2 separate regions of the Homo sapiens genome follow, and region 1 is linked to region 2. The links are chromatin loops, found by intact Hi-C in ENCODE. Cell type or tissue: GM12878. All regions are shown on one strand. Links, peaks and the distances in the headings refer to the core of each region. The heading gives the core; the rest is flanking DNA.

Region 1 (2,905 bases), core at 296-2,795, 130 kb before region 2:
GGCAATCTCAGGTTGAGGACAGCTGCCCAGCAGGGACATCATCTCCAGCCTGCCAGACCTGGGGCCCCCTCCCGAGGCACAGAGCACCCCACATATGCTCTGAGCACCCCACATACACTCCAGGCACCCCAAAGGGAGAGGAGAAGCCAAAGCAGGCCAGGGGCAGGGAGTCTGAGACTGGATTCCTGCAGAAGACTTCCCGCCCCAGGCTCCTCTGGAGTGAGGAAGGGAGGGTGGAGGTGCTCTGCCCAGGGCAGGAAGGAACCCCTTTCGGGAGACCAGCTGTACCCCCTCTTCATACCCTTGCTCACACACCATTTACCCCTCATCCTCCTTTCTCCTCAACACCCAGGGGCACTTATTGTCATCTCTATGCAAACACTTCTCTAGGATCTCAAACACGATGGTTCTAAAACAAAAACAAAACCATAAAGACTCATCACCCCTTCCACTCATTCATTCATTCATTCATTCACTCATTCATTCATTCACTCACTCAGTCATTCATTCATTCACTCAGTCATTCAACAAATATTTACTGAGCACTGACCATGAGTCAGGCACTATGCCAGGCACAGAGCACGCAGTTGTAACCAAAACATTGTGTGTACAGGTGATGGAATATTATTCAGCCATAAAAAGAAATGGAATTTTGATATATAGTACAACATAGATCGAACTTGAAAATATTATGCTAAGTACAGTTAGCCAAACACAGAAGGACAAATATTGTAGGATTCCACTTATATAAGGTACCCAGAATAGGCAAATTCAGAGACAGAAAATAGAATAGAGGTTACCAGGAGCTGGGGGGGGGAGGGATGGGGAAGTTATTGTTTAATGGGCTCAAAGTTTATTTTGGAGATGATGAAAAAGTATAGGGTATAGACAGGGATGCTTCCACAACAGTGAGAATGCATTTAATGCCACTGAATTGTACACTTACAAATGATTGAAATAGTAAGTACTGTATGTACATTTCACCACCGTTAAAAACCAACAGGCCAGGTGTGGTGGCTCACTCCTGTAATCCCAGCACTTTGGGAGGCCAAGGTGGGCAGATCACTTGAGGTCAGGAGTTAAAGACCAGTCTGGCCGACATGGTGAAACCCAGTCTCTACTAAAAATACAAAAAACTAGCTGGGCATGGTGTTGTACACCTGTAACCCCAACTACTCAGGAGGCTGAGGCATAAGAATCACTTGAACCCCGGAGGCGGAGGTTGCAGTGAGCTGAGATCGTGCCACTGCACTCCAGCCTGCGCAACAGAGCATCACTGTGTCTCAAAAACAATACAAAACAAACAAACAAAAAAACCAGAAGTCCCTACCCACATGGAGCTTAGCTTCTAGAGGAAGGAGATAATAAGCAAAATCAGTGAAATAGATGAAAGACGGTGACACACACTATGGAAAGAAATGAAGTCAGAGAAGGGAAGAGGGAGCGCTGGGTGGGGCTGCAGATTGGATAGGGTCAGGGAAGGCCTGGCTGGGGAGGACCTGTGAGCAAAGCCATGGAGAAGGCAAAAGAGCACGTGGACATCCAGGATAAGCAATCCTGGCAGAGGGAACGGAATGCCAAGGCCCCAGGGAGAACTCACTTCTGGTGCACACAAGGCACTGCCAGGGGGCAGTGTGGAGCTGGCGAAGTGGACAGGAGTATGAAAGGAGGTAAACAAGGTGATGCGCGTTCACCAGAGAGCCCCGAACACCTAGAGCTCATCATGCACGCTGCATATATGCTGCAGTACCCAGCATCTCGCCAGAGTACCTGCTGCGCCCTCTACCAAGTACTTACCAAGCACCTCACCCCTCCCAGACTGGTCCCTCAGCTCTTCCCAGGGCCCACCTCTCACACCCCACCCTCCAACCCCACACCCTTGACTCATGCCTCATACCTTGACCCCACTCCCTCTGCACCCCCTCCCCCAACCCAGGTATCTAGAAACCTTCTTGAACCTCCAGCCCTCTCCTAGCTTCATGGCAACAACATCCAGGCATTCTAGCTCCTACCTGCCCAGCCCTCAGCCCAACCCAGGGTTCTTCCACAATCCTCACTCCCATTTCTCAGATGAATACACCAAGGCTCAGACATATGGAAGGGCTTCAGCTTCTTAACGTTTCTTCTCTTTCTTTCTTTCTTTCTTTTTTTATTTTTGAGACAGAGTTTTGCTCTGTCATCCAGGCTGGAGTACAGTGGTGTGATCTCGGCTCACTGCAAGCTCCACCTCCCAGGTTCAAGTGATTCTCCTGCCTCAGCCTCCCAAGTAGCTGGGACTACAGGCGCGCAGCACTATGCCCGGCTAATTTTTGTATTTTTAGTAGAGACGGGGTTTCGCCATGTTGGCCAGGCTGGTCTCGAACTCCTAACCTCAAGTGATCCACCCGCCTCAGCCTCCCAAAGTGCTGGGATTACAGGCGTGAGCCACAACACCTGGCCTCCTTAGCAATTCTTCATCAGAGGAGGGAGGCCTGCATGCAATCACATAAAACAGAGGAGGGAGGCCTGCATGCCATCACATAAAACAGGATCGAAGCTCTTGGAGGCAGCCCATGAACACACACACATGTGAGTGTGCGTGTGTGTGCACATGCCTCCCTAACAGCTCCCATGCAAGGCCCACACTGTAGTAGAAATGGCTGCCACAGAGCTCCACGGAGCAGGAGAGAAGGGAACTGGAGGGTATAGGCTATTGGAGACAGCAGTCTGGACATGTTCTGTACAAGAGAAAGGCACTGGCTCACAGCACACTCAGAAGCAGCCCACCCTAACCTCTCCGAGCCTCGTCGCCCTTGACTCCTTTCTTTCTCACTCAACCCCACAGCCAATCCATCAGCTAACCTGGGTAGCTCTCCCTGCAAAATTCATCCGGAATCTGACCACTGCTCTCCACCACTGCCTCTCA
Region 2 (2,905 bases), core at 205-2,704:
TTCCCATCTTACAGATGATGAAACTGGGACTTAGAGGTGTTAGATGATATGGGGCAGCCACATAGAGTTAAGCCCCAGCCAGCCTGATTTTTACTCCAGGAAACTCGCCCAGGACGGGAAGCTTATTCACCTGGGCCCCCGAGTCCCAGCACCTAGACCAGTGCCTAGCCCACATGAGGTTCTCACTGAGCGTTTGTGGAACATTTGTTAACCAAATAAATCTGCCCCCAATGCCCTTACCCTCAACTTCCTCCTCCCAGACCTTTCCCTGCCCATCTCCTAACTCCTCGAATGTCTCTAGCGAACCATTCGAGACCTCTCCCCCAGGAGTCGAGGGTTACAGACCCCCTCAGTCCCTGCAATGGGACCGGGAAGTCAATTCACCACCTCACTCTCCTATCCCTATTAGCATTCAGGGATTTGTAGTTTGTCCTTAAGGTTCTCCCTTGCCTCAGTTTCCGCCCCTGGCACCAGATGTGAGGGAAGTAGGCAAGCAGACTGCTGGAGAAGAGGTCCCCTGAAAAGCCCACCCCTCTGCTTTCTTGTCCCACAAGCAAGTGCTGGGGATTTCCTTTCTTTCTCTCTAGATCCCGCAGAGCCCCAGACAACGGACGAGACAAAGAGCGGGCAAGCGGAGCAGTCAGGCCCAGCTCCAAGGCATGCATTTCCAAACAGGGAAAATGTGGACATCTGAGGACGGGGTCTCTCAAGGATACTCCCCCAAGTACAAGGTTTGGAGGCCCCTTTTGGAACACTGCCAATTCCAGCTGCCTCCACCCCCAGGCACCAATCACTCAACAGCACTGAGTGTTTACTGGGCCTGCAGGCAGGGAAATAATGCAAGATGCCACTTCCGCAAACTGGCAGGACAGGAGGGATGCCCTGCATTTGGTGTGCTGAGTGCCTTTGTGTGCATGATCTCATTCAAGGTTCCCAACTCTGAAAGCAGAAACGATTAGGAAGCAGAGGTCTTAGTGGCTTGCCCAAGGTCACATGCCTAAACAGGGACACAAACCTGAGGCCTTTAGGTCCTGTGCCTGGGTCTTGCTCTCCAAGCAAAGCTGATCCTTCAGTCACATCTGCCAAGGCTTCCTTTCCTACCAGCTGCAGGCATTGTAAACAAGCCCCCATGCCTCTTACCCAGCCCCCTTGTCCAAGGGCAAGGCAGATGGCCAAACCACTCCTGGGAGACCCCAGGTCTACAGCCCTAGGCTTTAGTGGTCAATGAGAGGACAACCTTCCCCAGGCCCTTAACTGGCTGAGGGGTGCCGGGCTGCCCCACCAGGGCCTGCTGATGTGCCCCCCCCCACCCCATCCCTCCCCTCCAGCTGCCCTCTGGTCCCTCTGCTCCTCCCACTGCCCCGCTTTCAGCCCCGACCCAAGAATGACCAGGAGTCACGGGTGGAGGAGCAGAGTTCCTGGTCCCCAGCCTGGCTTCTGACATCTCCGGCGCCCCTTGGCCTACCCTAGGTCGGGGTGTCAGGTCCAGTGAGACCAGCCTCCCCTCAAAGCCATCCAGCCCTGCCCTCTGGCCACTAGGCAGCCACATGCTCAGAGGATTGTCCAATGTCAGAGCGCCATCTAGTGTGAATGATGGGCACTGCACCCCTGCCTGCCGCCGCAGCTCACCCACTTGGCAGGACCTCTCATGGGGGTGGCCGGGTGCAGAAGGGGAGACGCCCTCAGACTCACAGAGGGCGCCAAATCTAGACTTCTGACATAGTGTCCAGATGACACTTTTCCTCCAGTCATGGGAGAGACCCTAGAATCCAGCGAGGGCAGTCCCCTTGCAGTGTGAGAATGTAGGATGACACTGCCTGCAGGGCCCTGTCACTATTTGAAAGGCTTAAAATGACCTTTCGAAGAGCCTAATCTCTTTGCACTATTTTGTGTGCACTGGTGAAAAGTAAACTTTCTAAATCGGCCATAATTTGGGTGACCTCTTTTTGGCAAATCTTAAACAAGAGCCTCAAAGAACAGGGGCTAAGGCATTGTCAGACCCAGAAGAGGCCCCACCGTGTGCATGAAGCCTGCACTCCATGCCTTGCTCAATCTGTTTCATGGGTCTCTCTCTCTCTCTTTCTCTCTCTCACTCACTCTCCTCTCTCTCTCTCTCCATCCTTGATCAGCCTGATGGAGTCAAAAGACCACTAAGTCCAGGCAGGGAGGTCAGGCTGATCTGGGTTTGAATCCTGGCTCTACATGAGCTGTGTAACCTTGAGAAATTCACTTGAAATTTCTAAGCCTTACTTTCCCCATCTGTAAAATGGGGTTGTGATGAGCATTGTGTGAAATAACAAGTTTGAAGCACTCAGCAAAGTGTCAGCTGCTTATCAGAGGCTCAGTAACTGCCAGTCTCATCCTCCTCATCTCTCTCAGGGCCTCCATCGCTGAGTCAGTGTCTCTCTGGGGGTCCGCTTCTGCAGCACCTGGCACAGGGTCTCCATCATTCTCTTGGTCTCGGAGCACTGGCCACACTGCACCTTGCATCTCACACTGCATCCTGCATGTCCATTTTCCATGGTTATATCCATCTACTCCCACCCACCTGATCCATGACTCGGAGCTTCCTAGGGTCTCTGTTTCTCTCTTCTTCCCCTCCGGAAGCCCAGCCCAGTTTTGAGCCCATGGCAAGTGTGTATCTGCCTGCAGCTGAACTGAATGTTCCCAGGCACAGTTAGAGAAGCCTGTTCTGCAATCCAGGAGCTGAACCAACACATGTTTCTAGCCCTGCCAAAACATACATTTTGGCCAGGTGCAGTGGCTCGTGCCTATAATCCTAGCACTTTGAGAGGCCAAGGCCAGAGGATTGCTTGAGGCCAGGAGTTTGAGACCAGCCTGAGCAACATAGGGGGACCCAGACTCAAAATATATACATACACATTTTCTCTCTCAGTAAAATGGT

What was found. Peaks named below come from ENCODE experiments on the same cell type or tissue, not always from the same donor. Only the 100,000 strongest peaks of a DNase experiment are listed, where the experiment ranks them.
Region 1: it touches region 2 in a loop (6-fold over the local background); 16 of 110 quality-filtered maps call a loop at or near these places.

What each region holds. Positions count from the first base shown.
Region 1 is chr17:36,754,495-36,757,399 of GRCh38, reverse strand. The region is part of intron 6 of LOC105371750 (a long non-coding RNA gene); the gene reads right to left. Among named protein-coding and RNA genes, the nearest start is that of MRM1, 150 kb to the right of the region's middle. In GM12878, for the core only: a CTCF peak has its summit at 1,627; no DNase peak of the experiment used is centred there.
Region 2 is chr17:36,628,132-36,631,036 of GRCh38, reverse strand. It overlaps a transcript of MRM1 not described here. Among named protein-coding and RNA genes, the nearest start is that of MRM1, 28 kb to the right of the region's middle. In GM12878, for the core only: a CTCF peak has its summit at 1,585 (motif pointing left); a DNase peak (open chromatin) is centred at 1,576.